Linked DNA regions of Mus musculus: region 2 is linked to region 1. The links are chromatin loops, found by intact Hi-C in ENCODE. Cell type or tissue: heart. All regions are shown on one strand. Each heading gives the region's core, and the rest is flanking DNA. Links, peaks and the distances in the headings are about the cores only.

Region 1 (16,377 bases), core at 3,389-11,388:
GCCACCAATGATGTGAAATGAGAATGCCTGGTGTTTGTCAGTGTTCTCCTGAGAAATGGAGTCCACAGAACACAGGCAGTTTGGGAAGAGGGCCCACTGGATGCTGATAAGTCTTCAGTCTGAAAGCAGAGGACCCGGCAGTCAATGGGATTGTTCAGTTTGGGGGTAAAACTAGGGAAGCCTGCAGTTCATATGTCCAAAGGCAGTAGGTGAGAGAGGGAGAGGGAAGGGGGAGAATGGTGTCCTCTTCTCTCTCTCTCTCTCTCTCTCTCTCTCTCTCTCTCTCTGTGTGTGTGTGTTGGCTAGTTTATGTTGCTTTGGCACAAGCTATAGTCATTGGAGAGGAAGGAGCCTCAGGTGAGAAAATGTCTCCATAAGATTGGGCTGTAGGGCATTTTCTTAATTTGTGATTGATGGAGAAGGGCTCAGCCCATGGTGGGTGGAGTCATCTCTGGGTTGGTGGTCCTGGGTTCTGTAAGAAAGCAGGCTGAGCAAGCCATGGGGAGCAAGCCAGTAAGCAGCACTCCTCTAAGGCCTTTGAATTATCAGCTCCTGCCTTCAGGTTTCTGCCCTTTTTGAGTTCCTGTCCTGGCTTCCTTCAGTGATGGACTATGATATGCAAGTTCAAGCCAAATAAAACCTTTCCTCTCCAAGTTGCTTTTGGCCATGGTGTTTCATCACTGTAATAGTAACCCTGACCAAGACAGCGTTCTATCCAGAGCTCCAGATGAGTGATGGTGACTACCCACAAGAAAACCATTCTTTCTTGATCCATTGACTCAGATGCCATTGTCTCCAAGAAACACCCCCGTGGATGCACCCAGAAAGGAAAACAAAACAAAACAGAACAAAACAAAGGAAGGAAGGTTTTAGCAGCTGTCTAGATGTTTCTGCACTCAGTTAAGTTGCCTGTTAGAGCCAACCACCACAGTAAAATGCAGGGCTTGTCAGATTGGATAAAAAGAAGACGCTTCTTGATGTTGTGAACAGGAGATCCAACTTAAACAAAACAGCAGGGTAAAAGTAAGTGGAATAGAAGCTGGGTGTGGCCACGCACGCCTTATATCTCAGCACGATGGGAGGTAGGCAGGAGGAGTTCTGTGAGTCTCTGGCCAGCTCTACATAGTGAGTTCCAGGACAGCCAAGGCTACCAAGTCAGATCCTGTTTTTTAAAAATGTAAACAATAGAAAAATATTCAACGCTAACATGAATATAATGAGCTGGAGTCTTGCATTGTGGCACATGATTGTAATTCCAGCACTTGGGAAACTGAGGCAGGAGGAATGCTGTGAGTTTGAGGTGAGTTTCTGTATAGTTTATGCTGTGAAACCATGTATCAAAACATAAAAGCAAAGGCATCAACACCTAAAGAGAAAAAGATGTAGAACAGCTTATCGGTGTCAAACATTCAGAGCACGTGATAGCTGGAATTCAGGGTCATAGAGATCTAGAAGCAGAAAGATGTGCGCGGAGAGAGGGCCTTTGTCTGGAGAGAGTCCCATGAACCCTTGGCTTCTGGGTGCTGCTTCAGGTCATGCATCTATCAAAATAGCTTGTTCTTCCCCATAAATCTGAGGTTAATTTTATTGCACAAATGTAAAGTCCTTTCCCCCTGGATGTGCCAGTGATCGGAAGCAACCAGAGCAAATTCAATAAGACCCAGGGCTGTTCCTCTCAAGAGGTGAGATGTTCCCCAATCTTTCCTGGCTGTGAGCTCAATGCACAGGCTGGTCACAGAGCAGAGGCCATTGAGACATCAGCCCTGGGCCTGGCAAGCTCAGACGAGTGACTGAGCTGGGCCCCAAAAGTCTACCCCAGAGATACCACCAACTTGCTTGGTGACGCTCTGTGGAAGGTGAGGAGAGTTCTGGTCTTAAAACCTCCCACGGACACCATGGCGAGAAGATCACTTTCTTAACAGACTCCCACCTTGTTGGATACCAAGTTACTGTATCGGAGTGTTGTCATCTGCTGGGGTGTCCTGACCTACTCTAAGTGACAGTTTGGCAAGATGAATGGTAGACATTCTTTCTTAAATGCTTGTCAATCATTATCAACAATATGTCTCTGTGAACGCTGAGTGAGAACCAAGGATGGTCCAGTGACAAGAATTTTACTTGATCCATGTCCCAACACAGGAACTCCTCTGATTGCACCAAAATGCTGAGCCGAGGCTGGGTCACTCATGATGGATGGCCAAGGGAGTTGAGCTTCAGCCATGCCTGTGCCAGGGATGAGCTGGGCTGGAACTCAGGCCCACAGAATTTTAGTCCCTAAATATTGTGTATCTACCCAGGTTGCTTATTTTTTTTTGTGGGAAATTGTAGACCAGCCGTTCTCAACTTGTGGGTCATGACCCCTTTGGAGGTCACATATCCTACATTATCAGATTTCAGGCCTGCCCTGAAAAAGACGACATGGAATTCCATTGACCAGGGAGCAGTGGGACTAAGGAGACTCTAGGGGAAAGGTCTAGGGCTCAGATCAACAAGTATATACCATGAAGTCTAGCTTCAACTAACTGGCCATGTGTCTGTTAACTGGCCGTGTGACTTCAGCCACTTCTTGGTGCCTTACTTTCTTTATTCCTCTGGGACAGCAAATGGTATCTACTCTATAGGGCTTGTTAAAAAAGAAATGTGGTATACAGAGTCTAGAGCCGGGGTTGGCTTGGAAATAGCCTTTAAATGCTAGCCACCGCTGTCCTTACTTTATGTCTATTGGTCTGCCACTCTATATACAGGAGGACTCTTTCAGCCTTGGGATTCACAGAGGTACTATGACTGTACTCATCTCACGCTGAACTCTTGGGTCCCTGCCCTTGTCTCACCCTTTCTGGACAGCTAGTTTCTTAGCTGGGCAATGTGAGACTTGAGACATATGACTCACAGGACTGGTGCCCTCACCCTGGCCTGACAAGGTCACAGGTGACACAGCTGACTGGGGACAGAGAATTTTGTTTGTCCCTAGCGGCAAGTGGTGAAGTAGTCAGTAGCTTCCCAGAGCAGCATCCGTTCTTCCTAAATTATAGAATTCATCCGTCCAGTCTATGCTGACGTTGACCTCCGTCAGCCTCACTCTGTACCTTGGCACCACTATAGTCCCGTGTTGTCCTTCTGGTCTAGCCTGGCTCATTGAATCTTTCCCATATGACCACAGTGAAAAGACCGTTATGGTGGTGCCTCTCTTGCTTTCTCTGAGGGAGACATCTTACACAGTAGCTACGATTGTCCCTGCCCACCGAGGCCAGACTCTGTCAGCTCTGACGGACCCCAGGTTCTCTGTATTCGCTGTTGATTGCCCCTTGCCCTTAGCTCCTCCATCTGGCCTGGATTTGCCCAGAGGGACTCAGGACTCCCAGACTGGGATGAATCCTCTTGCTTGGGGACTGGACTGCCCAGACCCTTCGTCAGTGGACAACCCTTGGGCTGGTAGCAACATTGAACATATGATCACTACTTGAGACCGTGTGCTTACTGAGGACAGGTACCCTCATGTAGCCCAGGAATCTACGACATCACAGGTCGCTGTGCTGACTGGGAACTGAGTAAATGACTAGGGAACACGGCCACAGTGTGTGTGTCAGCCCAAGGCTTCGTGTGTTGGCAATGTTGTAGGCCTGAGTCCCAGGGGAGCCTGGGTGCTATTTCCTTCCTGGCGTGATGGGGGATGGATTGGAGTAACACAGACTCTAAGATGCGTGCTTGCTGCCAGCTAGCAGCTTCCCTTATATGTCTTTGACACCCCCCCCCCCCTTACCCCTTTTGCTCTCCTGGAGCATCACCCTGATTAAGATGGCCCTGGTGACACACTGAAGTCTGCCTTCCCTGATGCCTTTGTTCCTGCCCCTTGCCATTCCCAGATTACTTTCCTCTTCCTCTGCCTTTGGAACCAGGACCATTTATACCCTCTCCCCAGAAATTCCCCCAGGCCCAGGCCCAGTGCCATGGGCTGTATCCTGTCTCTGCTGGGGTTTCCCACTGCTGGGTCGAGTTGTCCTCCCTCACCCTAGTGAAGCGGTACCAGGTGGCCAGAGGTTCCCACCTTGCTTCTGAGGACCCCAGTAAGGAAATCCCCACGATGAAGAAGCCACATTGTGTCACCTGGGGTTGGCGTCAGAGCCTGGGCTCTGCCAATCCTAATTCCCTGACAAGTGGGGCTCTGCCCCCATGCCTTCAGTGGGCCAGTCAGACAGAAGGGGGATGGGGAAGAGCAGAGGAAGGAGACATAGTCAGTGTGGCCCCAGCAGGAAGAGGAACAAAGAAGGTGTGTGGGGATTCTCTTCCTAGAAGGCAAGCTTCCTCCTCCAGGAGGATGCCGGGCTTCATTCAGCCATTGTCTTCTCCCTGAGTGGGAGTCCTAGGGAAATTCTAGTTTCTCCAGAGGGCCAGCGTCTCCTTTGGGTACCTTAAAGCCGGGGGCCCTCTATTAAGGGCTAGCCTTAGACTCTGAAGAGCCCCCCATTCCCAGAAGCCCTAGGCATTAGTGCTCTGTCCTTCTGGGACAGCACCCAGTGGCTCTGCAAGACTTTCTGCTGTGATTTTGCAGAGCCGACCACTAGAGTGGAGAGGTCCACCTATGGTGGCTGTGGGGGTCTCATGAAGAGGGCCGCTCACTCTTCTGTCCACACCTGCCCAGGCATGCTGGTTAGCCGTGCAGCATTCAGGAAAACAGAACCTAAGGACTTAACAGTTACCGTCACTGCCAGCAACTGAGGAGACCGATTTTCATTTAGAAGGGGTGGGTGTTTTTATATTCACATCAGCAGGGACCAGTTCCTGGTGTGGCGAGGAACACCTGCGGTCCCATGTTTAGCAAAAGAGCAATTTTCAGCACCGCATAGCCTGTTGTCCCATCCTGATGGACGCCTGCATGATGCTTGTCCTTTCTGAGGGACCAGGGAGCCAGCTGCAGCCACCAAGTCCTTATAGAATTCCCACTCCTAGGACTACTGGATTTTAGAATTGAAAATCTAGTCAGTGTTGGCCAAGAACTTAACAAGTTCCTTTCCAGCCTCCAAAGGACCTGCTTAACCAACACCTCCGCTCACTTCCTGGATTGTAAAACTGAGTACGGAATCGAGGATGCTGTACTGCTGAGCCCAGGATTGGCTCCTTCCTCCTCTAGCTAGAGTCATTAGGTTATTTCCCCTCTTCCGACTTGGGCTGAACACAGCAGGTACTGGGATTGGCTCAGGGGATCACCTCAGTTCTCTGGCTGAGTCACAGCTCAGCGGCAGGAGCGTGGCTGCAGACAAAACACTGCCTAGGGCCCCACCAGGGGGGCTCCAGACTTTGCCGGGTTAGAACACCTGGGCTTCAGAGACTCCAATTTTTGTATAGTGCGACCATCTCCTGTGACCTAGTGAATGTTTCTGAGATAAGTGACCTGTTTGTGGGATCTTCTTATAGGCAGCAGGCAAAGCTGGTCCTATCTTTGCTACTCAGAGCTGTCTGGGTGCGTTTGCGGTTGTGTGTGCGGGTTCCAGACCCCAGGTTCATTTGTGGGGTAAGGGCTTTGGGCTGGACTTTATGTGTTCAGATTCTCCTCCACCTGCTTCAAATCTGGAAAATAATAATAATAAAAATGACCTTATTTAGATGACAGAATGTAAGACTGTAAGACATGCTTTCTGGAAGGCCTTGGGGTGGGGGTGTGGAGGATGGAGGAGATGATGGAGGTGGGGCAGGGTGCCTTCATTCTGGGGTCCAGAACCCCAGGACTTTGTGGGCAGCGGAGACAACCCTTGTGGCTACTTGTGTTGCCCCAAGTGCAGCTGGAGCGCTTCCACCTCTGTCTTTATGCTCAGAGTCACCCTGCCTGTGCTGATCTCCTGAGCACTGGGGTGGAGGCAGCCCAGCCTGGCTCAGTTCCCTTGCAGGTCTTCGGTGGCCTGGTCTTGGACTGGGGTCCTAGCTTGCTTGGTGGGCAGAATCCCTTGAGAGGGATCTCCAGTGCCTCGGAAACCCAGTGTGGGGGTGGGGGTGGGGACCTGTAATTCCAGAAACCGGAAAGCAGAGGGATTGGAAGTTCGTGGTCACCTTTAGATTCGTAGATTTTAGGACCAGTTTGGGGTACACAAGCCACTCCTCCCTGGACCTCCCCACGAACTAGTTTTTCTCAAGGTGGGACGCACCCGTCATCATTCTGACCTCCCTCTCCTGGGTTGCTTGTGGCTGGCATCCATTTCTGACTCATATTTCTGCATATAGTTTCCGGTGACAGGTACATTATACTTGGGCTCTCTCTGTTGGTCTACGAGACCCCAGGTATATGTTCTCCAGCAGTCTTCCTCAAGGTCTTTGCTCTTCTGTCCCCCAGAAAGCACTGACTCTTCGGAGGGTTGTTGTATATATAATTTGATATTTATTACCTGGATGTAGCTCAGTTAGCGGATGTGAAGCTCTGGGGTCCATTCCCGGCTCGCATAAAGTAGGCATGGTGGGGGTAGGATTGCCTGTAACCTCAACACTTGGGAGGTAAGATAGGCAGATCCGAAGTGCAGGGTCATCCAGGAACCCATAGAAAGCTTGAGGCAAGCCCGGGATATAGGAGTCCTTGTCTCCTAGTAGTCTCGTGACACTTAAGAGTGACTTGGTCTGACTTGAGCCATTCCACCCCCAGACCTGGCATTGTCTGTTATTATTTATTCCTTCCTGGCTCTGCTGACTGGTGGTGAATGTTAGCCAGGAGGGAGGCAGGATGTGGGAGTGCTAAGATTAGGAATTGATCCCTAGCTTGTGACAGGCACATCAGGGGAAGAACTAATTGTAAACTGACATAAGGTCAAAACAGGGTCAGGCTGTGGAATTAGAAGACTTTGGCTGCCTACTCCCTGGAACGCCAAGGCAGACAGTCCAGTCTGGGGAGGGATGGGATGGGAAGGGGGAGGCGGGGATATGAGAGGGAGGTGGGAGGTGGGGTGGGGTGGGGGGGGGGTCTGTGGGCTCTGAAAGCATCCCAGCAGCACGCTCCTCCAGAGTCCCCTGGCGTCGCCCCGGAGACTCCGCCTCCTTTCAGGCCCCGCCCCTTGCCGTGCTTTAGCTGACAGCCGCTCCGGCCCGCTGTTTGCATACAAAGGCAGCCACACGCGTGCGCGCCTGCTCGTGAATCCTCTTGGTGAGTAGCAATGGGGACCCGGGGCCCAGCTTGCGCCCCAAAGCCCATTACTGAGACGTGGGGCCCCGCAGGGAGGCGATGTGGGCCGTGTTGTGACACAGGCCTTCCCGTGGGGTGTCGAAGCTTGCAGGGACCCCGTGGCGGTCCGAGACCCGGATGAGACGTATCCCAAAGGGTTTAGGATTCAGGCTTTGCAGCCAAGGAAACTGAGTCTAGGCTGGTAGGTTGACCTTCGTGCCCAAGGGCACGCCTCCGCTGGGTGGCAGCGAACTGGGAACCGGGATTCTTAGATAATCAAGCTCGCAGCAGGCCTCTCTGCAGCTTTGCAGTCTGGTGGGCACTGGGCCTGTGGCTCCCTTAGTAGCTGCAGGCACTTTTATCTGGGAAAGGCCGGGGGGAATATGGGAGGGAAAGCAATGCTTTGGAAGTCATATTAAGTATTAATATTAAGTCATATTAAGGGGACAGAGTCAAGGTGGCTGGCTGATAATTTGTGTGGCCAGTAGTTGCTCCAGACGCCCACCCTCCTTGGCAGGAGGCAAGAAGGAAAGCAATGGTCTGGGCTGGGCTGGGGCGTGTGGGAAAAAGCTTCCAACTGGGTAGTGAAGTTGTGGGGAAGACTGTAACGGTTCTAGGAGGAGAGGATAGCGGCCCATGGGGATTCACACATATACTATCTATCCTTTGTTCCATAAAATACGTTTTATGAATGAAAGCAGTTAAGGACTAATATCTGCACCACTAAGGGGACTTTCTAGTGTTCCCAGAAAGGCTGAAAGATCCCACTGTGTTGATTCCCTGTGTTGACAAAGCTTCCTGTTTGCCGACAGCGCGCTTCTGCTGTCACGGGTTTTGTGTGTGGGTGTGTGTTTTGGCCCTTATTCCTGCTTGTGTAGGGCCTGGTGGTTGGATTGGGAAGCCTGGGGCTGAGCTTGGTTTTGTCTTGGTGGCTGTCCCACCTCACGTGATTTCTACCCTTTTTAGGTGGCAGTCAGCAATGTTCTTATGATGCTTGTCACTTTATTGAAAGGGACAACATGCCCAGTCTTGTTGCCTGGGTGATAAGTTGGGGTTCAGATGAAGGAGATAGGATCCTTGGTTGCTGTTCTGTGTGGGGTGCTGTCTGCTGGGGAGGCTGGGGTGGGTCTTTGCTTATCTATTGCTCTCAGTGCTTCAGGCTAAAGAGAGGGAAAGGTCAGGAGATGGCAAGACAACTGACTACTGATAGCTGGAAATCCATGGGCCAGAGACATCACTTGGGAGCCTCCCTATCTAGAGTGAGGGAAAGGCCACCCTTTGTTTACTAGACTGATGAACCGAGAGGCTCCAGGTTGTTACAACTTCGGATTGTTACACCCTGATGGGGCAGCCCAGGGTACCACTGAGGTCCCTTTATAGGGCTAGGCTGGTCCTGGCTACCCAAGGCTAGCCCCTGGTCCATAACTTGGCACACCCTTTCCCCACCTTAGATTGTGAATCCATTTTTTTGTGTGTCTTTTCTCTCTTAGGTTCAGGGTCTGTAAGGGACCAATAAAGGTATAAATTGATTTGAAAAGCACGCGGGTGGGAATGCTTAGGGGCACAGGTATCTTGTTTCAGAATAGCTAGGTATGGGGTTGGTGTTCTTGGTTTCTGGAGCCTTTTGAAAATCAAACAGAAGGGAGTGGTGCAGGCTGGTGGGTGAATTGGCTGCACTTGGACGTCTTTGTACGTGAACTTGGAGCTGTCCTCTTGACCTGACTGTCTTGCCCAGACTAGTCTGGAACTCAAGGTCATCCTGCCTCAGCCTTCTTGGTGCTAGAATCACGGGTGTGTGCCACCATACTCTGCCTGCCTCAAACTATGTTTATTGTGAAACATGAATATATCCTTGCAATATCTCAGTATTTATCTGATTCAGTAGTGTCTGTCCCCTGCTCTGCATGTGTGTGTGTGTGTGTGTGTGTGTGTGTGTGTGTGTGTGTGTGTGTGTGTGTGTAGGTACAGCCTTCATACTTTAAACACACATGAAGTACTCTGCTACAGGAGACTTAGTACGGTATTTTTTGGAGCTGCTTGTTACCGTTGGGTCAGTACCCAGGCTTTCCCTGGGATGTAGACTGAGGAAAGACCATTCGTAGGCTCCTTCCCAGTACCTCTGGGTGGTGGGTGCTGTTTGAATCACCCACCCTACAGGCTCAGAATGGAGCCACAATTCTCTTGGAAACGCAGGGGATATGTGACCATTGCTAACGACCGAGGCAGGATTGCAGGGAAGTACAGCAATGTACAAAGGTCCCAGGGGCAGAGTCTTCTAGACCAAGCTGTGTATCTGGACAGAGGGCCCTCACAAGTGTGTGAAAAGACACTGGGGCTTCCAAGGAGAGCAAAGATCCTGAGCTCTGCAAGGGAGCTAATAGTTAAGAGCTGGTAAGGTTCTAAGTCCTAACCCAAGGCAATGTCACAGAGTACAGGGGCCACACTGGGTCTTCTATGTGTCTCTCTCCTGCTGGCCAGGCCCTGGGTGCTTCTTGGCAGGGACCTGAGGACACTCATTACCTGGGATTATGATACCCACTTGTTGCCAGAGCTCAGTTCTGACAAGTCTTATGTCACTTAGAAGACCTTCCAGCCCCAGAGCAGGGATCAGATCCTAGTTGTCCCTGCTACTGGGGCTTCCTTTCTTTTAAAATGAAGGCTAATGAGAACCTTGTTAAAAGCAGTATTCAGAAATCAGTGTGTGTGTGTGATTATGCACGTCGCAGCTTGTGTGTGTCTGTGTGTGTGTGTGTGTGTGTGAGAGAGAGAGAGAGAGAAAGAGAGAGGCAGACAGAGAGAGAGAGAGAGAGAGAGAGAGCTTAAGCATGTCACAGCATGAGTGTGGAGGACAGAGGACAACTTCATAGAATCTTTTCTCTGCCCCTGCCTTTATGCCAGTGGGCTGCAGGGCTTGAACCCAGGTCCTTAGGTTTGCCAGCAGGTAGCTTTGTCTGGTGAGCCATTTTGACAGCTGCTTCACGTCCCTTTTCTGCTGAGTAGTTTTCTTTGACATGACAACCCTGAGGCCAAGTGTACAGGAGTTCTCAGACTCCCCACTAACAACTGATGTGAAAGCGATACTTGTGTCTATAGAAAAGTCAAAGTCTCCTGTGCACCCGATTGACTGCAGCCCTGGGAGTGTGGATATTTATGGAGCATACAACTTCCTTCCACTCTTAGTAGATGCATACTGTTCCATATATAATGTGGATGGTCCATAATTTATTAATCCAGGGCCTTACAGGTCTCTAAGTGATTTCTGCTTTTCCCCATCACAGTCAAGTCTGTGATCACTGCTACTCACAAAGATCCTGTTGTTTCTGGGGCCTGGTGAGATGGCTCAGCAGGTAAAGGTGCCGGCTGCCAAACAGGCTCACTTGAGTCCGATTTCTGGAACCCACATTCATGGAAAGAAAGAACGAACTCTTGCTAGTTCTGTGGAAAGAAAGAACTGATTCCCACTAGTTGTCCTCTGAGGTCCACACACATGCTGTGGCATGTGCACGCATGTCCCTGTGTGTACACACACACTCTAAGAACATGATCTGTAGAATCAATTCTTGGTAAGGAGTTGCTGGGGTTTGCTAGTATGTGTCAGTCGGGTAGTTCTTTCTGGGACTTTGTCCCGTTAATGACTGGAGCACTGAGTGAGTCTACTCTCACTATTGGGGTATTTATGGAATGTTTTTGTTCGGGGCCTTCTGTAAGGCCTTAAAAATTATTCATTTTGTGCATGTGTGTGCAAGGGTCTGTGTGTGTGTGTGCAAGTGGGTGTATCTCTGTGTGTGGGTATGTGTGCACACTGGTGGGTATATTTGTGTATGCAGATGTGTGCCTGGGCAGCGAATGTGTGTGTTCAGATGTGTATGTGTGCGTGGGCAGGTACATATGCATGCATTAAAGTTTGTGTGTGGGTGGGTGTATACATGTGCACAAACACAGGGACTTTACCTTTTGAGCTAGGGTCTCTTAACTGAACTTGTTGCTACTGATTGAGTTGGATTCACTGCCCTGGGACGTCCTATGGATCTCACTGTTTCCTCTCGGTTCCTCCCCAGTGGGCTGTGCCAGCCTTTTATGCTGGGTTTAAGCTGGGGTTGTCGTGATTTGAGACAGGTACTTTATGGACTGAGCCATCTCTCTCTTGACTTGCATATATGTGGGAGTCTGGGTTAGTGACTACTCTTGCATGGTTGTCCTGGAGTCTTTTAACTGTCTTATGAGTCCCTTAGGTGATTGTGACAAGTTTACAGTAGGACTGACCTGAGGCCACCCTCACATGACCTTAATATTCCAGGTGGTGGAACGGCATTAACAGAGTGTGTGCGGAGAGGAGAGCTATGGCAAGGATTTTGAATTCTGGCAGATAGAGATAGAGAATAGAGATAGAGAGAGGGGCAGATACAGATGCAGCGTTTGGACTAAGTGTAGACTTTTCTAATATCCTAACTAGTTGAGGAGTCACGAGACTTGTGACACTTCTTGATGGTGTCCAGAGGCTGTGTCTGGGACAGTCTGAGGCTGGGGTGGTGGCTGTGCCAAGCCCTTGTAGAATGCCACACTTGATGAGGGAGGCACGTGGCCTCCAGTTCCAGGTTGGGGCCTTGAAGTTGGGCTTCCTTCCAATATGAGCTCCACATTTATCTAGGAAGATCTTACCTAGAGATGGCATTTCAGAGAACTTAGTGTTGGTTCAGAATGCCAACTGAGAAGCATTAAAGAAAAAAAAAATCTGTGTATTTTGTGACTGCAGAGTTCCCTGAGGCCCTGGCTTATGCCAGAGCATCGATTCTCAACCTGGGGGTCTCAGCTCTTTCATAGGGGTTGCACCTCAGGTATCCTACACATCAGATATTTACATTACAATCCATAATAGTAGCAAATTACAGTTATGAAGTAGCAATGAAAATAATTTTAAGGTTGGGGGTCATCACAGCAAGAGGAACTGTCTTAAAGGGTCACAGCATTGGGAAGGTTGAGAACAACTGGTATAGAGAATTCCAGGCTTGTCAGAGGAGTCTGTAAGACTTGGTGAAATTCTCCTTCAGAACACATTGGAGCCAGGGCCCTGGACTTGTGTCTCCAGCATGTAAATCCCTGCCAGGCGCAACATCTTGCCAAACTTGAAGATAAACCCCAGCAGACTTTAAAGTAGTCCGGTCAGTGTCTTCACGCAGGCCCATTGGAAACAGGTGAGCATTGGGCTTGGTTCTCTTCCGGCTCCTCTGAACTTCCTTCTGAGGGACTAGTCCATCTGCTTTCTTTCGCAAATCAAACCTCTCCCCTTTTCTGCCTCCTCAAGTGCTTTCAGAAAGGCTGAAACACCTCAGCCATAATGGGATTACGGCCCAGCCCGTGGGAGGCCCTCGGCCTGGGGAGGTTTAGTCTGGCTGCTTATCTACAGGCTAAAGGAATTACCCACTTCCTCGAGAGCTTTTCAGTGCCAGCGCAGCTGGAGGAAGTGAAATTTGGGACTTTAAGTCTAGTGGTTTGATTGTATAGAACATTTAAAGAGAAAGTTGCACGGGGCGTATTTAGAAGAGAGCCTAGTGTGGGCAGGGGCAAAGAAGGAAGGGCCCTGCCCACACCCGCCTTGCCTGATTTCAGCCCACTGTGGTTTGCTAAAGGTCATTGTGCGTCACATGCCTCCTAGGGAGGACTTGTCCCTGGCACTTAAAGTCTTTTTTTTTTTTTTTTTTTTGAGGCAGGGTCTCATGTAGTCTTGGCTGGCCTCAAACCTCAGATGACTTTGAATTTCTGATTTTCTGATTTTCCTGATTTCTGACTGGGACTGCAGGCTGCAGCACTGTACCTGGTTTATACAGTGCTGGGGACTGAACCATGGCTTTGTGCATGCCAGACAAACACTGTACCCACTGGCTGAACTTTATGAATATGAATTTATGGTACTTCCTTATAAGAGTTGCCTTGGTCACAGTGTCTGTTCACAGCAGTAAAACCCTAACTAAGACAATGTAGGTAGAGCCCACGAGTGGGCATTGGGTGTCTTCTTCTCTCTCCTGATCATACTGAGGTCAGGACTCTCACCGAACCCAGAACTCACTGATTGGACAGGCCTAGGGAGTCTTTTAAATCTCACAGCCCACCCCCAGTAATGGCTACATCACCCCAGCCTCTTCAAGACAGTGCCACCAACTGGGGACCAGATATTCAAATGCCCAATACTGTGGGGGAGGGTGCTCATTCAAACCACCACACTGATGTAACTTCCTTTTGACTATCAATACCTTGCGATCATATTCTTGCACTGGCTTCTACCAGTTCAGAAGTTAAGGATCTCATTGTATAACACTTCAAACCTGGCAGCAGAGTTTTCTGTCTTCATTGCCCCCTGCTTATATGGTCTCAATCAATGATCAGGCAGACATCTTTATGCATGACATCTGTGTCCTGTGACTGCTACAGTCTCATGCAACTGTTTGGCAGTGGAACACAGGACTCAGGGGAACTTGTGTTGTCAGTGCGTGCTCACTTGCAGCCGCTCTATAATAAACCATCTTGGACTCTCTTTGCGGCAAGAGCTGTGTTTGCTCCACGTTGTGGAAAATTTCAAAGTCGGTCTTAGCTGAGCTGGCCTGGGCTGGGGCTTCCTTGCCCAAGACCTTGGTCTGTTGCTCAGTGATAAGCCCAGCCCCAGCAGGAGCAGGGTAGAATTAGGGGATGCTGTGGTGGACGTCACAAGAGGGCTTGACTGGACCAGACTAGGGTCTGCTTCTAGTGAGCCTGCCTCTGGTCTGACAGCGTGGCCCCAAGCCTGTGATCACGAGTATCTGCTTTGGGATGCTTGAATGTACCTTCCTGTTTCTTCCTGTGGCAGGCCTTCTACCTACAGGGCTATTGAGCGAGGCACAGGGATGTGAGATTGGATATAGGACAGATATTGTGAGGAAAAAATGCCCCTAAAAATGATCCCACAGGACTGGAGAGTTGAGACTTTCTCTTTTGCTAGACTCAGCAAAGGTTAAAATCTTAAGTGTAATGTGGAGGGTGGCATTCTGTGGAAGAATGTGAGGGTTGCGACATCATGCTTTTTAAATTGCGGGTCTTTGGGGGAATTCTGCATCTCCTGTTTTATTTTCTGAGGCAGGATCTCACGTAGCACAGGATTGCTACATGAAATCGCTGTCCTCCTGTCTCCACCTTCCGTGTGCTGAGATTGCAGGGATGTGCTATCACGGACTGATACTTTGGTTATAGGAGAATCTGTTCTCTAACCCTGTCTTTTGTACAAGCATAGTGCCAGGCCCAGTAGGGTAGAAGTTCCAAAGGTTTGCTGAGGATGGTGGTTGGCTGGCTGGTTGGGCAAGCTCCCTAGCATATGTGTCCCCTGCAGTTGTCAGAGAATAGGTGGGCAGGCAGGGATTGGACAGAGACTGATAGAAGCCATCATCTCCCTGTTGGCTAGCATTCAGTGTCAGAATGCAGTACAGGCCGACTGTTGGAGAACTATCCAATTGTCATAACTATCGCCCTGGGCATGGGCCCTGCGTACTACAGTACCGACTGGACTTGTAAGCTATGCCCATGTTGGAGTAGTGGCATGCTTGCGCGGACACCAACTGCTTCCTGATTGGATCTGAAGTGCTCCATGGGAGAGAGTGCATGGCTAACCCTACATGTAGGCCTGATCAAAAGCTTACGGCTGGGGAGGTCACAGGCCGTAGGAGGGGATCTGTTACTGACGTGAGGGACATCCACTCCGAATGTTTTACCAAATGGACACATAATTAAACCGACTTGTAAGTATTTATGGCACGAATGTGAGGAGGTCAGAGGATCAGAGGGTGATCTGTGGGGGTTGGTTCCCATTCCTCCACCGTGCCCTGCACCCTGAACTCAGGTTTCCAGGCTTGGTGGCAGGCCTCCCACCAGCAGAGCCGTCTTGCTAGCCCCTGAGCACGTTCACACATACAGGCAGGCGCAGCTCTCAGGCTCGGGCACAGGTACCTTTCAGCAGTGTCAGAGTTTCTTTGCTGTGAAGAGACACCCTGACTACCAACACTCTTATAAAGGAAAACATTTAATTGGGGCTGGCTCACAGTTTCAGAAGTCCAGTCCATTATCCTCAGGGCAGGAAGCATGGCAGCCTGCAGGCAGAGATGGTGCTGGACTTGCTCCATCAAGGCCACACCTACTCCAAAGAGGCCAGTCTCCTAATAATGCCACTCCCTGTGGACCTATGGGGGCTAGTTTTATTCAAACCTCCATAGACCGTGAGTAATGGTCAAAATGGGGATTCCTAACTCATCAAAGTGTTGCGGAAATGCTGAGTGCTTGACCCTAACTGGGACATCGGCCCAGGGGACCTCGTGGAAGAGCACTTGGAATGGAAGAATGGGAGGAGTGTCAAATGTTTTCTGTGCTGTCGTGTTTCCAGCTCCTATCGCAGTACTTCCTCTGACTGAGCCACACATTCGGAGTGGTCTCTGCCCAGGCCTCCTAAGCTTCCTTGATTGATGTTGAGGCAACATTACCAAGCACAGAATGTGAGAGATCACATTCATAGTCATCCTGGGGTGCTGCTTGTGTTAGGGTTCTGGGCCTCTCCGTTCTGGACCCCGTGGTGGGAAGGATGCTGGGCTTCCGGATGGGGTGGGAGAAATGAGCCGGCACAAGGGCGTTGTGAACATCCCAGAAACAAAGGGATGTGGGCAGAGTGTGAGAAGAGAATGTGTTCCGCTGCATCGTTGAAACGGAGTGCTGAGTTGGAGGCTCTGGGCGGCCTTCCCTTGTTAGTTGCTCTTGTGAACCTGTGTGCTCTGCCTGCCTCTCAGGTTCAGACAATGAATTACGTGGGGCAGCTGGCCGGCCAGGTGTTTGTGACGGTGAAGGAGCTCTACAAGGGACTGAACCCCGCCACGCTGTCGGGATGCATCGACATCATTGTCATCCGGCAGCCCAATGGCAGTCTGCAGTGCTCCCCTTTCCACGTCCGCTTCGGCAAGATGGGTGTCCTCCGCTCCCGAGAGAAAGTGGTGAGGCCTGGGTACCCCTCTCCTCAGAGCACGAGGCGCTCACTGTCTCCTGCCCTCACTCTCCTCTCCTCAGACTCACAAGAAGCCTCGTTGCACAGTTTAATGCTCACCAGTGAGCACATTGTTCCGGGCTCTGTGGCATTGACAGTTACTCTAAGGCGTGAGGCACACCCTTCCTACTGCTTATCAAGGATGAGGCTCAGGAGGCACAGCAGCAGGGCAGGGCAGGGCAGGGCAGGGCAG
Region 2 (16,377 bases), core at 5,239-13,238, 220 kb before region 1:
CACTGACTCTAAGCAAGCTGCTTAACCTCTCTGGGCTTGGCCTATCAGTTATGATGGATGACAACCCACAGCTGTGCTTTCAAGTGTGCTCATCCACACACAGGTGTGGGACAGTTCAAAGATACATCTCAAAGGTTAAGCTGACTCAACTTGCTGACCAGCCACAGGGGAGACGGTGGCAGATGCCCAGGGAAACAAAAGAGGGTTCTGGAGATACACACCTGGGCATCTCGAGCAAAAATCCTGCCCAGAAGGACCTAAGGAGAGGAAATCAAGGGAGGGGCCACCCAATATCCTAAACATGAACCCTTACATGAGAGAGTAAGGCCAGGAGTAAAGGGACCACAGGGAACTCTGTGGTAGGAGGCTTTGCTGACATGTTTAGTGCTGCCACTGCGCTAAGGGGGCAAAGACATCAGTTCCTCCCACCCTGCCTCAGTTTCAGCCATCACAGCAAGGTATCCTTTGATGCCATGTTACTTCTGTTCTCATGACCCGGTGTACAAGCAAAACCAACCAAGCTAACCACGTGATGCCCAAACCAGAAAACCCAAACTCACTTAGGAATCAACTTACTTCTCATGGACACATACTGTACATTTTCTTCTAGATTAATCCTTATTTTTGATGGCTGGAAAAAAGAAAATGTAAGAATTAACTCAGCATTTTATAAATAGCAATGCAAATAAATTTCATTCTGTGGTAGTTTTTTTTAAGGCCTTTCCTCCCCCAATCCTGAAGTAATGAGGGAGTGAGAAAGAGAGTCTTTTCAAACTACACTTGGTCTGTGATGCCCCCCATGGATCCCTAGGCTGCATATACTTCTGTGTAAATACAGGAAGATTGGAGGGAGACGGGATACCTAAGTGGGAAACAACTCCCGCAGACACTCCTATATCAGCCGCGCCAGGTGCTGGGGAGAAGACAGCGAGGGACAGTTAGGGCACGGCCCTGAGTCTTGGAAGGCTTAGAGATGTGGAAGTTGTGGCGCACCAGCTGAGGCTCACCCCTGGCTACTTAAGTGGCTCCAAAACTTTGCTCACCAACTCTCAGTCAGCCATGCACTCCCATTAATAAACAACCAGAAGCCTTAAAACAATTAACGGGAAGCAGTACATGCTATAGATAGAGAAATAAGAATAGTGTTGGATTACTGAGACACCAGGCAAAGGGCAGTAGCCCCAGTGCTGGTCTCCCATGCTGCTGGGCGTTTGGAGGCCGCTGAAGCTGCATCAACTGCAATGGCGATTTGCAATACATTTAGGAATTGTTTTTGCTTCCTGTATAGGTACACACTGTGGCCATGTGGGAGTGGTCCAGCTTTGTAGCTAGAAAATGACCAACCACATCAAGGCTATGCTGAAGTGTTTAGGTTTTAAGCAGTGGAGACTCACCAAAGACTTCTGAAGAAGACCACGACACAATCTCATTCATGGTCTATAAATGTGGTCAAATGGGACAGCTAACTGTCTAAAGGGTCAGGGGTGGGGCAGCTGGTGGCCAGGGGGACAACAGAGAGGCTGCTCACACCAGAGTTACAGAACCTTTGCAGACGATTCCTGTCACCTCTGACAAGAACATCTGGTAGCAGGTTAACTTGACATCCTGCCGCAAAGCCAGTTTAGGCCAGTCTAGGACTGAAATGACCGTGTGACATGTTGGACGTGCAACCCTGAAGCTGGTTGCTCCTGCCATAGGCAGGGACTAGCTCTCAACAGTGCCGGCAATGGCATCCAACAACACAACTCTGAAGCAGTCCTGTGAAAGTCAAGAGACAAGTGTGATCAACTGTCATTGCTATTTTTACATGGAACTCTTCTCCAAACACACTCTGGGCTAACTACCTAAGCAAGGCTTTTCTTCTTCCATTTATCTATTCTGCATCTATGTGCAATGGTGTACATGCTGGGGTCCGTTCTCTCCGTCCACCATATGGTTCCTGGGCATTGATTGAATTCAGACTGTAAGGCTTGGCAGCAAGTACCACAACCTACTGTGCTATCTGGCTGGCCTGCTAGGCTTTTTTGAGAAAGGTCTCATACAGCTCAGGCTAGCCTCAAACTCAACCTATCCCTAAGGATGACTCTGAATTTCTGATCCTCCTGTCTCCATCTCTTGAGTGCCGGGATTGTGGGCATATGCCTCAACACCCATTTATTTAGTCCTGGGGATTGAACCTGGGGTTCTGTGCTAAGTAAACACTCTCAACTTAGCATACACTCCTGCCTCATAGCAAGGTTCTTGAATTGAGAAACAAGCCCAACCTCTCACACTGATGTGAACAGTGTGTTATTAACAAGTATCCTGAAGTGTTAATATGCTCATAGCTGCCTGCTGCAGAAGCTCCTATTTAACCTAGAGCAAGAGGGCCAAGCTCTGCACAAAGACTGCTTACTGGCTGCCCATTTGCTTTAGGGGGCATCTCCTCTGCTAACAGTTTGGTACAAGGACGGCACTCCAATGAGACTTGAGCCCATGCCCTGCAACAAATGCAGATGCATTATACACCGCATGGACTGACATAGGAAACAGGTTCCAAAACCATCATTCATTGTCTTCTCCATGTCTAAAATCCTTCCTTCTCTTTCTGAGATGGTTTCTTGCTATAATGTCCTGGCTATTCTAGAACTCTCGATGTAGCTGGTTTGAAATGTGCCATCCTCCTGCTTCAGCCTCTGAGTGCTGGGACCACATAAGTGTCCCAGCACCATGCTTGGCTAACACTCTCACTGTGAAGCTGCAAAGCCATCTTGCTGACACATGAAAGGACAGAAGACTATCCACGTGCCCCCTCCCCCAGCCCCAGTGGACACCATTAGAGACCTCAGGACTTTCAGAGAACACTCAGCAGTGACTCTGGTGAGTGAGCTGCACATTTGACAAGCTTCAACCCACTTCCTTACTGCTCCAATTCTCACATCTAGAAACTTCGGTGTCTACATCTGGAACACAGACTGGAATAGCACCATCCCCCGGCCCCATCCCTTGTATCTACAGCTTTAGGTGGCTTTAGAATCTTCTGTTTGGAGGGTTGGGGTAACGATGAGGACAGGATCTCACTGTACAATCCAGGTTAGCCTGGGACTTGCTATATAGCCTAGTTAGGCCTTTCACTCACCATCCTTCTGTCTCTGCCTCCCAAGGACTGGCATTACAGAACTGGGCCACCACACCTGGCTAGAAGCTTTAAAGGTGGAGAGAAAAATAAAAAGTGACTTTTAGAGACTAATGTCCTAGGCACTGCCTCCTAAGTAGTTACTGCTCTCTATGCATAGGTTTCTCTGTATTAGCTCCCTGTGTGGGAGCAAGACTCCTTCAAGAGCTCATTGAACACGAATCTCTCTAAGGTGACTGCATTCATGTCACCACCCAGATCTTCCTGATCATCTAATGTGCAAACCAAGTTCACCTCCATCCAGGATTGTCTTCTCCCTGCTCCCCAAAGCCAAGAGCAGGTTTAAGCCATTTAACTTATCCTGGCAACAACACTTAGCAAGCTATGTAACTGCTCTGCACATGGCTTATTAATTCTTTGCATTTGCTAGTCAATTAAAAAAATACTACTGACATGTTAAGTCACTATTTTACAGGCAAGAAAATAGAGTCCCTACTTTATTAACTTCTTGCTTAATCCTTTGTCCATGGCCAGATCTTCACTACAGTATCAAACAGACCCGCAGAGGACTGAGCAGTCAAGTATAGAATTGCTCTGGGACACACAGAGTCTGGCTAACAGTCTTGAGGTAAAGAGGAGCTAAAGACACTTGTCTTAAGACAAGTTACCCATGAATCTGGACTTCAGACATCTTGACAAACGTCAATATGGAAATGAGGCCTAGGATGGAGCATGCAACCTCAGAAAGATCATTTAGGAAAGGCAAACATGGAGCCAGATTATGCTGCGAGGACTCGACTTTGTCCTGGGAGCACTAAGGAACCACTAATTCCTTTGGCCAAATGAAGATAGAAACACACCTTCAAGAGACCATACGTTAAGGATGAAGCACACAGGCGGTGAGTGAGAGGCAGCAACAGTGGCAGGAAACTGGTCGAGATGGCATTATAGCACAGAATAGCTGATGTGAATGACTTCAGTGACCTGGGGGTGGGAGGGGGGGTGTCTGGGGGTGATTCTGAAACAGAGGAAAAGGTAACAGCCATGTCCAGAGTGCTGGCTCAGGCACCACGATAGGCAGAGCACCATTAAGGTGGGATTCGAGAAAGAGGTTGCTTTCTTAAGGCGGGGGTGGGGTGGGGTGTGTCTGTGAATCTGGCTTTGGATATCAGAGTTTGAAATCTGCAGCTCAGCAGTTATAAACGCTCGCTGTTCTTCCAGAGGGCTCAGTTCATCCATGTGCCAATTCATAACCACTTATTATGAGCTCCAGGTGATCTAACACTGGTTTCGGGCCTCCGTGGGCACCAGTACACACGTGGCATCCACGAAGACATTTTCTTTTTTAAGAAGGGACATCTAACAAACAGTTGGAGAGCTCCAGGAAAGATGTACAGGTTTGGGAGTTACCTCGAGGCAACTAAAAATACCAGACTGGATAAGAAATCTAAGACTTTAGAAGACGTTATCTTCTGATAACCAAAAGTTAAGCGGTTTTCATTTAGAGCGTCTATCAAATCCTTAAAAAAAAAAAAAAACCTACCATGATCACAGGCCACAAGTTAGCAGTAGTGAGCGGTCACCTACATGAACAAACTGTAGAGAATCCTGGATGACACCCACGTGTCTGAAAAGGAAGGCGAAGGGGACAAGGGGACCCACCATGGCTGTCAAAAACACAACAAAGAGTTCTCAGCCAAAAGTGAGTGGTTAGTTATGACACAAGATAGGGTGTGAAACGAATACTGTAATTGACAAAACCATCAGTGACCTACGGATCTTATTTACAACAATCTTACCAAGTGCTTAGGACTAGAGTCCCCAGCACAGTGCTGGGTGGTAATGCAAGATCAGGTGGAAACTGAGCAGAAATTACTTAAAGAGAGAGAGAGAGAGAGAGAGAGAGGGAGAGAGAGAGAGAAGTTTGGGAAAGGCTGTCACTTGCAGTCATTCTGAGGGTCTTCCCAGTTTCCTCATTACCTAGCCCCAAGGCCAGACATCTCTGTACACACATCTCTGGGTCAGTTCTGACAAACTCTAAAAATAACTATCTCAAGGTTGCTCCAAGGAGTCAGACAAGACAATGCTCATGGCACAGGACCCGCCAGAATGGCTTGGATACAGCTTGCCTTGCTGAGAAAACAGCGATCAGGAGAAACGGACAAAGGAAGAATCCAGCAGGGACCCTGAGAAAGGTGGGAAGCACGGAACGGAGGGAACTTTCTCACTCTTTCATTTCCCCTGTCAGACAGCAAAGATGGACAGGCAAGATCGCCCAGTTGGTTAAGGCACTTGCCACCGAGCTTTACAAACTCTACCAGAGTTCCATCCCGCGAACCACAAGGCTGGAAGCATGGAACAGACTGCCCCAAGTTGCCTTCTAAACTCTACACGTGCCCCGTGGAATCCACGCGCTCGCGGCCCCCACCCCAACACAAAGTAAGAAAAATCCAATAGAAACATTTAAAAAGCAAAGGGCGGTTCAAGAATTGGGAGTTGCAGGGAGAGCCCCGGGGCAGCAAGCGACACTGTGCAGAGGGCCCGATGCAAGGAGCGCGTCCCACAGCACTTGACCTCCCGTGGCCCGGGTCCCCGCTCACCAGTAGGTTTTCCACGTTGATGGGGTCTCGGCAACGCCGGCGCACCGTTTCCTGCGCCGGGTCCACCAGCAGGCTGGGCTGTCTCCGCGCCGTCCGCTGCTGACTCATGCTGTCCCGCGCCCCTCGCGCCCCACGCGCCCTCCCGCCTTCCCCGGAGGCTCGGCGCGCGCGTTCCCGGCCCCTTCAGCGCCGCCCGCTCCACCCACGGAGCACTGCGGCTCCACCCACGAAGCGCCGCGGTCCCACTCGCGCAGCGATGAGCCCAGGCGCAGAGGGGGTCAGGGTAGGCTCGGAGGGGACCAGGGTGACCGCGGAGGCGCTCAGGTTCCCTGGCCGGCCATCTTTCCGCATGCGCAGTGCACCCGCGTTTGCACATGCGCAGCGCCGTCCGTTAGATCTCCCGCGCACACCGGTCCTCGCCCGCTGCCGACGCCCGGGTGTTCCGGAGGATGGATCCTTGGAGAGGATGGCGGCGGCGGGGGGTGGGGGTGTGTGTGGTGGGATGGGTTGGGGGAAGAAAAGAGGTGGAGCAGGGATTCCGGGGGATCGGAGCAGGCGCTCTCTAGTCCCAACCAGCGGACTGCAGGTTCTGAGTGCCCCGGGGCGATGATGGTGGGGCTCCCATCAGTCATCTAAAGGTGCTTAGCACATGCTCATGAAACAAGCCATCTTGGAGGGACCAGAAGGTGCAAGCTTCAAAGCCAAGCTCCACAGAGGCCCAGGCAGGGAGATCACGTGTTTGAATTCGAAGTCAGCTAAAGTTCGTAGTGAGAGTAGAATTTGTCCCAAAACCACAAACTTTACCCTCTATATCAGTTTTATTTTATTTTATTTTTGGTTTGGTTTTCCGAGACAGGGTTTCTCTGTGTAGCCGAACTCAGAAATCCGCCTGCCTCTGCCTCCCAAGTGGGATTAAAGGCGTGTACCACCACTGCCCGGCTCTGTATCAGTTTTTGATTACTTATTATTATATCAGGTATTGGGCTGGCTCAAGAAGATACTGTTTTGAATATAATAGACTGGATATCAGAATCCAATGGAGGAGAAAGATAAAACAGTTTAACGGGCTGGGAGAGGAGCACTGGCTAAGTTTAGGAGAACTTCCAGAGGACCTGAGTTCAATTCCCATCACCCACAGGGTGGCTCACAACCATATGTTACCTCCAGGCCCAGGGGGATTTAATGCTCTTTTTCTGGTCTCCACAGGCACCAGGCACGGACATGTTAACATGTTAGACAGTCATACATGTAGGCAAAACTTCTATGCACAGAAACTAAATTAGAAAGAGAAAAGAAAAGAGAAGTAAGTGACCTGGAGCCATAGGTATCTTTTCAAATTGTAAGGTCTTAAGCCAGTTTCTAAAAGTCGTTCTGTGCCTTAGTTTCTAAATTTGTAATGTGGAGAGTTCTTACTGATCGAAGTTACTAGCTTGTTCTCTCAAAAACCTGTCTCTGTAAAATTGCCCCAGTAAACTGCCACCTCCCTTTCTTAAGTAGCTTCTTTCCTGCCCTGTTCTCTTGTGAGTTGGGCATATCCTCTGACTCATTCTGTCAAATCTTTCTCTGATTCCTCACTTTGTCTGCCCTTAGTTAGATGCTACTTTTAAACATGTCTGCTTTCTTCTAAAAACCAACCTTACCTTCATTGCTAGGGATTAAAGGGTGTATGAAGGTGTCTGTATTCCAGCCAGAATGTACTATAATCCAGAGAGTGTCTGCATTTGGCCAGATCATGTAGACTTAGAGAGTCTTGGATGTGATCCCTTGTCAGAGTAGCCATGATGCTGGATTAAAATTCCTTTGCAGTGTGGTTTGATGTTTCGCCTGCCTGCATGTCTGTGTGTGGACACCATGTTCTCTGACACTAGAATTACAGACAGTTGTAAGCCACCAGGTGGTTGCTGGGTATTAAACCTGGGTTCTCTGGAAGAACAGTCAGTGCTCTTAACCACTGAGCCATCTCTTTGGCCCCTTTCACTTATTTTTAAATTATGTGTGTGTATGGGTTTGTGCACATGAACTGCAATGCTTTCAGAGGCTTGAGGCTTCTGGCTCCCCAGGAGCTGAAGTTGCAAATGGCTAGAGATGGATGCTTTGGCCCTCTTGGAAAGGCAGAAGTGCTCTTAACTCCAGAGCCACAGCTCTAGCCGCTATGTGTTTGAATGAAAGGGTAACACAATGCGCAACTTCCAGGCTGGAAGGAAGCTGCGGGAGTGAGACCTGGGACTTAGTGAGGGCGGAAGAGGCTTTTGGAAGAAGTTGGCTCCCACTAGATTTTACATTTCTAGGGGTCCGATACCATCTTAAGGGGGGGGGGTGTGTCAGAGGTCTTTGATCCTCTTGGGATCTCCAGTGTTAAGCTTGGAGCATGGCAGGTAGCAAGCGCTCAGTAAATGTTTGCCGAAGATTGGTAGAAGTAGAATACAACTGTGGAGAGGTCATCTCTAGAAGAGAAAGAGCACATTTTATGCACGAGTGGAGAGTTTCTCAGAGCAACTAGGAAAGACTCTACCACAAGGAGTTCGGAGAGATCCAATGCTGGAAAACAGGCATGGCTAATTTTAAGACCCCTTTCTCCATCCTCTGTTGAATGCCAAACCCTCTCTATACCTTTGTTCATGTGACTCTCATTTCAGATCTGAAGGTATGACCAAGCATGGTAGTGTATGCTCAGAATAACAACACTCTGGACACTGAAGTAGGACCACCAGATGCTAGAGATCAGCCAGGGTTACATAGCGAGAGACCATGTCTTAAACAACCAAAGCAACAACAAAATACAAGTTTCTGCTGCCAGCAAGTCCTGAAGAATAGTTTTCTTCCCAGTTTACAGATCAGAAAATCGAAGATCAGTAAGATTACAAAATTTACCCCAAGGAGCTAGCTAGTGAGTGCTAGAGACATGGTTTGAGTTCACAGCTGGATAATTCATTGGTATTTGGACCCTTGAGCAGCTTGTTGAAAACTGACCATATTTTCTACAGTCAAAAAGAATTAGGCCAGCAAAGGGGTGTGACTTAGGCACTCCAGGCTAATGAAAGAGCTTGAGCACACCCATCTGGGGAAAAGGAGAACAGCTGTTCCCTCAGTCACAGAAAAGCCCAGTCATGGGGCTGTAGCCTGAGGTTTAATCATCCCAGCGTTGTTTGAGCATCTTTCGGGTGCTGGGCTGTAGGTCAGGAGCTCTAACTCTTACAAGGACATCCTGGAGTACTAGGAGATGCCAGGTTGATGAAGATGTATGACCAGAGAGCATGAGAACGAACTGAACATGTCTGACACATCATGGCAACACAGAAAACGAGGGGAAAATAACAACGGACTTTGGGGCTTGTTCCTGCATCACCATGTAAAGCTATCTGGAACAGTAAGTGACGTACAGAGACTCTGGCTAGCTTTGTGGTGACACAGCAGGCCTTCAGCCAATGGATCCTTTGTGCCACTCACTGGAAACTTAAGATTTGTATTCCCTTCTAAGAGCCATGTGGTCAAAACCAATGCCCAGTGAAATGGTTATTTAGACATGGCCTTTGTGAGGCAACCAGGCAAAACCTCTCAAGAACTGGGATGCCCCCATAGTAGACACTGAAGGGAGCATAGATGGAGAAGAGCAGTTGGCAGTGCTTGCCTAGTGTGCATGAAACCTTGATTTCATTTTCATCACCATATGAACCAGATGTAGTAGCACACTTTTGATCCCAAGCACTTGGGAAGTGGTAGTAGGAGGGTCATAAGTTCAGGAACATCTACAGTTAAATCATGAGTAGTGAATTTGAGGCTAATTTGGGATGCCTGAGATCTAGAGGGGGTCAGAGGCAGAACACAGAGGAGAGATGTCTTATTTCTTCTACCATGGGACAATGAGTCATGAGTCTCAGCATTGCCATTACCTGGGTAAGTGTGTGTGTTACTAGAAATGAAGGTTCTATGGCTCTACCCAGAACTACCACATTAAAAGCTCAGAGGTTTGATGTATTCTGTAAGGCACTGGCTGGGTCCTGGTAGGAAACTAGCTTTTCCTGGCTCTGCAAGTACCCAGTCCACTAAATTGATACTTTGTTAAATCAAAGCCAGGTTAACTTTTCTGATGTGATATTTGGAGGATGAAGACCTAGAACAAACATGGATGGTGTCCTGGCTCATTTCATGTCAATTTGACACAAGCCAGAGACATCTGATAGGAGGGAACCTCACTTGAGAAAATGCGTCTATAAGAACCAGCTGTAGGGCATTGTCTTAATTAGTGATTGGTAGGGGAGATCCCAGCCCATTGTGGGTGGTGCCATTCATGGCCTGTTGGTCCTGGGTTTTATAAGAAAGCAGGCTGAGCAAACCATGAGGAGCAAGCCAGTAAGCAGCAACCCCCCATGGCCTCTGCATCAGCTCCTGTCTCCAGGTCCCTGCCCTGACTTTCTGTCCTGACTTCCTTTGATGATGAACGGAAGCATAAGCCAAACATACCCTTTCCTCTCCAAGTTGCGTTTGGTCATGTTGTTTCATCACAGCAATAGTAACCCTAATTAGGATACAATTGGACGCATTCAACAAGCAGGCATGTTGTAATGGACGTGATGTACTTTGGAGACTGGGAAAATGGATGATGCTACAAGCGACCAGGTGGTCACCTACATAGAGAGGGTTACAGCCTTTGTGTTTTATTCAGTTCTGCTTTCTTGTAGCTGAGAGGCCCCTAAATATAGCTTCTTGCTGTAGACAGAATGTCTCTGCACACACTGAGGATTGTCTTAGACGAAACTTTATATCTCGCCTCTTCCTTTTCTTCTTCACTTCTTCCTCCCCTGCCCCCTTCACCTTCTCCCCTTCCTGCTCCACTTCTCTCCTTCTTCCTGTTCCTCTCCTTTTCCTTTTCCTCTTCCCCTTCCCTCTTCCCTTTCATTCCCTTTCTCCTCCTCTTCCCCTTTTCTTGTTCTTCCCTCCTTCCCATCCCTCTTCTCCTTCCTCTCTCTCCTTCCTGCTTCCCCTACTCCCCTCTTCTTCCTGTTCCTCTCCTCTTCCCTTCCTTCCTCTCCTTCCTTCTCCCCCTCTTCCCTTTCAGTCCTTTCCTTCTCTTCTTGCTCCTCTCTCCCTCCTCCTCTTCCTCCTATTCTTCCTCCTTCTTCCCCTCCTTTTCCATCCCCCAACTTGCCCCATGTCCCACTCCTCCTCTTCTTTAAAACAAGGCCCTACCTTTATAGCCCAAATGGGCCTTGAACTCACTGTGTAACTCAGGATTTCTGTGAAGCCCAGGTTGCTCTGGAATTTGCAACCCTCAGGGCTCAGCCTAGAGTGACTTTTCTTTTATGGAAGTCCAGTTCTGAAGTATGATTGTTCCCAACTCTGCACTGGGTTTTTGAAGGAAAGTCTTGTCAGATGAATTACATTAATCTTTTTCTTTTCCGCTTGCTTTAGTTTGTTTGGTGTTATTCTGTTGACTGCTAAATGTGCTCTGTTTAACTGTTAGTCTTATGTACCCTACCTTTGCGGTCTATCTTGGCTTTGCCTCTGATTCCTTCACGTGTCTAATGTTCCCTTACTGTGAATAGCCGAGTGCCGGCCTACCTTATTCAGAGAATGTACCATCAAGTTCCTTGGCTCTCCACCAGGTGGAGCAAGTTCACCTTAGGAGTCCAGCCTCACTATCTGTCTCTGTCTCTTTCCGTGGTGTGTGTGTGTGTGTGTGTGTGTGTGTGTGTGTGTATGGTTTTTGTTTTGAATGTGAAAGGTAGCTGTAAAGTGGAATGGAGGAGATTCCTTTGGATCTGGACTTAAGGTTTTAAGTAAGGAACTGTTTTATCAGGCCTCTGATATATTATTTGTTTGTAATAGGGAGTCTCATGTATCCCAGACTGGCCTTAAAACTTGCTGTATAGCCAGGGATGGTGTGTACCATTTCATCTGGTTTAATAGAGTGCTGGGGACTGAGCATACACTTTGTGTATGCTGGACAAGCACCCCACCAACTGAAGTATATCCCAGCTCCAGACTTAGTATCGATAAGGGTGGAGTTTAGTGTTAATACCTTTTACTAATAAACCACCATATGCAGAAACAAGTAAAAGCCTGCTGCTATGGGTCAAGGGTCCCTCCCCACAAGCCCCATCAGCCCTATCAGTACTTTAGAATCTGGCCTTATTTGTAGAGGGGATATTTAAAAGGAGTTAACATCAAATGAGGCCGTTAGGGTGAGACCTAATCCTACATGGCTAGTATTATTATAAGAAGAAATTGGGATGCAGAGGGGCTTAGAGGAAAGACATTGCTGAGAAACATAGGGAGAAGAGAGCCAACAAGAAGGGCTTGAACAATTTTTCCTGGAAGCCAAGGGAAGAGCCCACACTTTGATCTGGGATCTTTGTAGTCCCCACCTGTGAGTCAGTAAGGCTGGGGGCCTTTGTTATGGCAGCAGCCTTAGTAAACATTCACCCTTACATCTCAGGGTCACTTAAAGGAAGCTGGATGTAAGTGGTTCCCTATGTGGAGAGAAGCACCCGCCACAGTGCCAGTTAACTACATAAACGGGGTGCAATTTACAGACATCAGAGAACAAACTCCAAGGACCCTCAAGCCACTTAAAAGCCTTCTTTGTATAGAAACAAGTGGCAGGCAACTCATGCAAGATTCTAAACTGCCTGACAGACATAATTAAAGGTTTCAAAAGCCACATTCACTTTGGTGCCAGGTACAATTGCTTAAATAACTACCACAACTGGAACTGGAGGAAGACTCTTATTTATCGTAAAATATTTACTTATTGTGTGTGTCCAGATATACAAATCCACAAAGACACTAGCAGATGAAACTGTATCTGGCAACGCAGTGCAGAAGCACGTGTATGGTATAAAGCAAAAGGCCAGGGCGGAGCAGGGAGGCCGGAAAACACAAACTGAGGGGATTATGTCATCCAATGGAGGAATGTTTGTGTCCCAAGGTATATGGGAGAACATCTGTGTATGTGGAGAGAAACACTGTGGAGAGCCATGAATGTGTGTGGGAAGAGCATTGTGCTGTATGAATTTACAGATGTAGATGCCTGTGGGGAATCGAAGCACACATGAATAGACACGTAAGAAGAAAATGTACAGGAAGATGAGTATTATGAATGAGGCAGAGAGGAATGTGAGTGTGTGCGAGAGAGGGAGAATGTGTGTGTGAGCGTTCAATGGATAATGCTAGGCAAAGAGACAAAGGTGCCCAGAAGCCATGTCTAATTGCCTGGCTGACCTCATGGCCTCTGGGGAAAGACCTCAGATCACTGAATGGGCTCGGAGACTGACAGGTCCTTGATAAGTTTGAGGCTGACCACCACAAGTTTGGATTTGGCCCCATTCTTGTCAATAACATTTGAAATAAAGTCAGCTTAGTTCATTTAATAATATATTTAAATTAATCTTTTTTTTTTAATTTCTAAGTTTTGGTTCAAGTTCAATAAAGACATAAAATCACTGGGTCAGGTTCAGCCCCAGGAAAAAGAAGACAAAGTGCTTTCCTCCTTGTGGGTGTTTTAAGTTAATGAACTAGGAAGTAGGAATGATTCATTAGTCTGGGAAACAATTGACACCCTTTCTAGTGGGCCCACTTTGTTTTCTAGTTAATTCTTAATTGGTAGGAGCCTGTGCATCTCTAAGACTCATTACAGACTTTCAAAGTTAGGATTCAGGGTTTTCACCAAAGTCATTATCATAGCCAGTGAAGTTTTGCAGGCAGCATGGTTTATGTCCTCGGGAGACTGTGGCTTTATACAGAGACACACGACACGAGGAAGAAACTTCTGGGAGGATGTGGATGAGTGAGGAGGGGGTGTATGTGTGAGGGAATGGCTTTTTTTCTCAAGTGCAACACTGTGGTCATATTAAGTTTAATGTTGGTTGCAAGTGGTTGCCCTTTGTGTTGCGGATGGCCTTGCAAATGAGAGGAAGCCATTTGAAGTCTCTTTCTCCTGCTGCAAGCTGACTGCTGTGGGTGGGCCTGATCAGCTTTGTTAGGCTTTGCAGCCATGGGCTCATGGTGCTATTTATTTATTCGTAGGTTTATTTAGCATGCACTGGGGATAGGCTCTGGGGCCATGCATTTGTCAGGCAAGCATTCTGAGCTGAGCTGCACCCCAGCCTCTTTTCAAGTTTAAAAGGTTACATTTTAAAATACCTATAAAAGGACTTTGCCTCAATCATGCCAGGGGAAAACTTAAACTGCTCCCTGCCTTTATAAAGTTTGCTGACTTTTGTTCTGTATTTTATTTTGTTTGCCAGATAAGCTGTCAAAATGTAAAGGTGCCTTCAAGCAAATAACTCTCCCACTCACGGACCATGCAGGCAATGCTACTTAAATGCAGGAACACACACCTACAGACAGACAGACACACAGATACATACATACACATACATAGACAGACAGACATACACACACACAAACACAGACACACCCACAGACACTCATACCCACAGACATTCACACCTACAGATATACATAGAGATACATACACATGCAGAGACAGGCAGATACACAGACACACACACAGACAGACATACACACAGACACACACAGAGACATGAAAACAGTAGGGGAACTTAGGAAGAAGGGTTTCAATAGGAGGAGAAAGATAACACAATATTGGGGTGGGGGACTATGACCAAAGTATTATATATGTATATATATGAAAAATTAAAAACAACAGAGGTTTCTAACACAAACCATGAAGTAAATATGTTGGTAACTATCCATGCAACAGTTACTCTGTAACTGGAGAATGTTGACTTCAGACTAGTTCATACTCTTCTATCAACAGAACAGAAACTGACAAGGAATATTAGTCAGCAGTTCTCATGAAGGAACTGGCTCTGCCTGTAAGATCAAGGGAATCTTGCAAACATTTTCATGAGCAAAACAGAACACAGGGTCCAGGTTACAAAATAGAACAGTGTGATCCCACAGGGAGAGCTGCAATGCTGATAAGCACCGTCTACCTTCCAGCAGTAAGTACATACATACCTACCTTCTGGTACAGTATAGATTGAGAGGAAAGAGCTGCAGCCTACATGGCTGGCTGAGGACTCCAACTGTATGGGGTTTTTGTTGTTTGTTTTGTTTTCTTGAGCTGTTGTTTTACTTAGCACAGGCTAGCCTCAAATTTGATGTAGCCAACAGTGACTTCTGATCCTCCAGGTCTCATTTCCTGGAGAGCTGACTTTACAGGCATGGGCCACCAAGCTTGACTTATATTTATGTATGGCTGGGGAACTCACCCCATCCTAGGCAATCAGTCTATCGACAGGACTACTTCTTGAATAATTTCATTACACAAACATCTGCAGTCAGTTAGGCTTGGCTAGGTCTTAGGCACGGGGCTCATCATGTTAACTGTTCCTAGTCTCGACTGTGCTTGGAATAGTTCCTAATTAGAATAGGAAGTTGATGCCCCTGCCATTAGGAAAGTGGGGATAGGAGAGCATTCCTCAACCTGCCCATTTTGTGGGAGATTGATGCTTATTCTCCTATTGTCTCCTGCTCCTAGTCAGACAGGCTCCCTGTTTTTCTAGGACCTTTGGCTGTGAGGCTGGCTCAAGCGCTCTGCTGTTGTTGTTGTTGTTATTATTATTCGATGTGTGTTGCAGTTTGGGGAACAGAGGACAGCTTGCAGCAGTTGCTTCTTACCTTTCCTCAAGTGAGTAACTAGGATCCAACACAGGGGTTCAGTTTTTGGCTGCAAGCTCCTGTACCCACTTAGCATCTCGCTAGCATGGCTGGGGTTCTTGAATGGCAGGAGGGTACAAGGTGCTCGGGATGTCTCTGGCAAGTTCTAAACACACAGGGATTTCCAGAAGAGGGAGGAGCAGGAGGAGGAGGAGGAGGAGGAGGAGGAGGAAGAAGGAGGAGGAGGAGGAGGAGGAGGAGGAGGAAGCTTTGATGACCATGGGTTCCTTCTGTGGTCTGGCTCCCTCAATTTCCCCCACTTTCTCTGCTGGCTGCTCGCAGCCACCTCTGTGTTACAGGGGCCAGAAAGGTTTGCACCGGCAAGTGCAGGTTTGCTCCTTCCCTCCAGTGCTCATCCTTCTGACCCACTCTCGCATCAGGGAAAGTTCTGGCTCCACCCGCTAGTATTAGGGGTTCCAGGCTCTTCCTCTGCTGATGTTAGGCAACTTCCTTATTGTAGGGCGTTCATCAATCTCCACTGTTGGGGGCCTAAGTCCCCTACCTCTGTCGGCTTGAACTGCAGGGGTATTGTCCTGCGGTCCACAGACACGCCCTGCGCCGGGTGGAGACATCTGGGAGGGGGGGGGGGTCTTGCTCACTGGTTCGTCCTCCCAACCCCACCTCCTCTTCGGGCATTTGTGGCCAAGCAACAAATGACCTCTGTCCCCGGAGGCTTCCGACTTCCGCGCGGACCCCTCCCAAACCGGGAACCCCGTGAGAACCCAGCGAGGCGGTGGGTGCCTGCAGCGGGGACGGGACGGGGCAAGCCAATCTCCTGTGCCTACACCTGGACGGAGCCGGAGCCGGAGCAGCAGTCCCAGCTCAGGTCTCCCCTTGCCGCCCCCCCCCCCCGCCCCCCAATCACGGTGGCCCGCAAGACCCGGACGGGCGGACTCTCAGGCTCCGCGGCTCCGGGCTTTGCGCAGCGCCGGCTCCGGTAGCGCGGGCTCCGAGGACGCCGGATGAGGACAAAGG

The links. A loop is a pair of places that touch in the nucleus more often than their neighbours do. Peaks named below come from ENCODE experiments on the same cell type or tissue, not always from the same donor. Only the 100,000 strongest peaks of a DNase experiment are listed, where the experiment ranks them.
Region 2: a loop joins it to region 1, with 2.6 times the contacts of the local background. A loop is called at or near these places in 5 of 42 quality-filtered maps.

Annotation. Positions count from the first base shown.
Region 1 is chr12:16,580,461-16,596,837 of GRCm38, reverse strand. Lpin1 (lipin 1) reads left to right here and starts at 7,068. Exons shown (of 21, transcript NM_015763.4): 1 at 7,068-7,120; 2 at 15,934-16,134. The coding sequence starts at 15,943. In heart, for the core only: a CTCF peak has its summit at 5,291; DNase peaks (open chromatin) are centred at 5,237, 6,677, 7,087, 8,077 and 1 weaker place; H3K4me3 peaks cover 2,191 bases; H3K27ac peaks cover 3,932 bases.
Region 2 is chr12:16,800,654-16,817,030 of GRCm38, reverse strand. E2f6 (E2F transcription factor 6) reads right to left here and starts at 6,066. Exons shown (of 7, transcript NM_033270.2): 1 at 5,716-6,066; 2 at 577-631. The coding sequence starts at 5,823. It overlaps Greb1 (gene regulated by estrogen in breast cancer protein), which reads left to right and starts at 16,145. Exons shown (of 35, transcript NM_015764.4): 1 at 16,145-16,377. In heart, for the core only: CTCF peaks have their summits at 8,784 and 11,282 (motif pointing right); DNase peaks (open chromatin) are centred at 6,050 and 11,310; H3K4me3 peaks cover 1,231 bases; H3K27ac peaks cover 1,218 bases; H3K27me3 peaks cover 3,110 bases.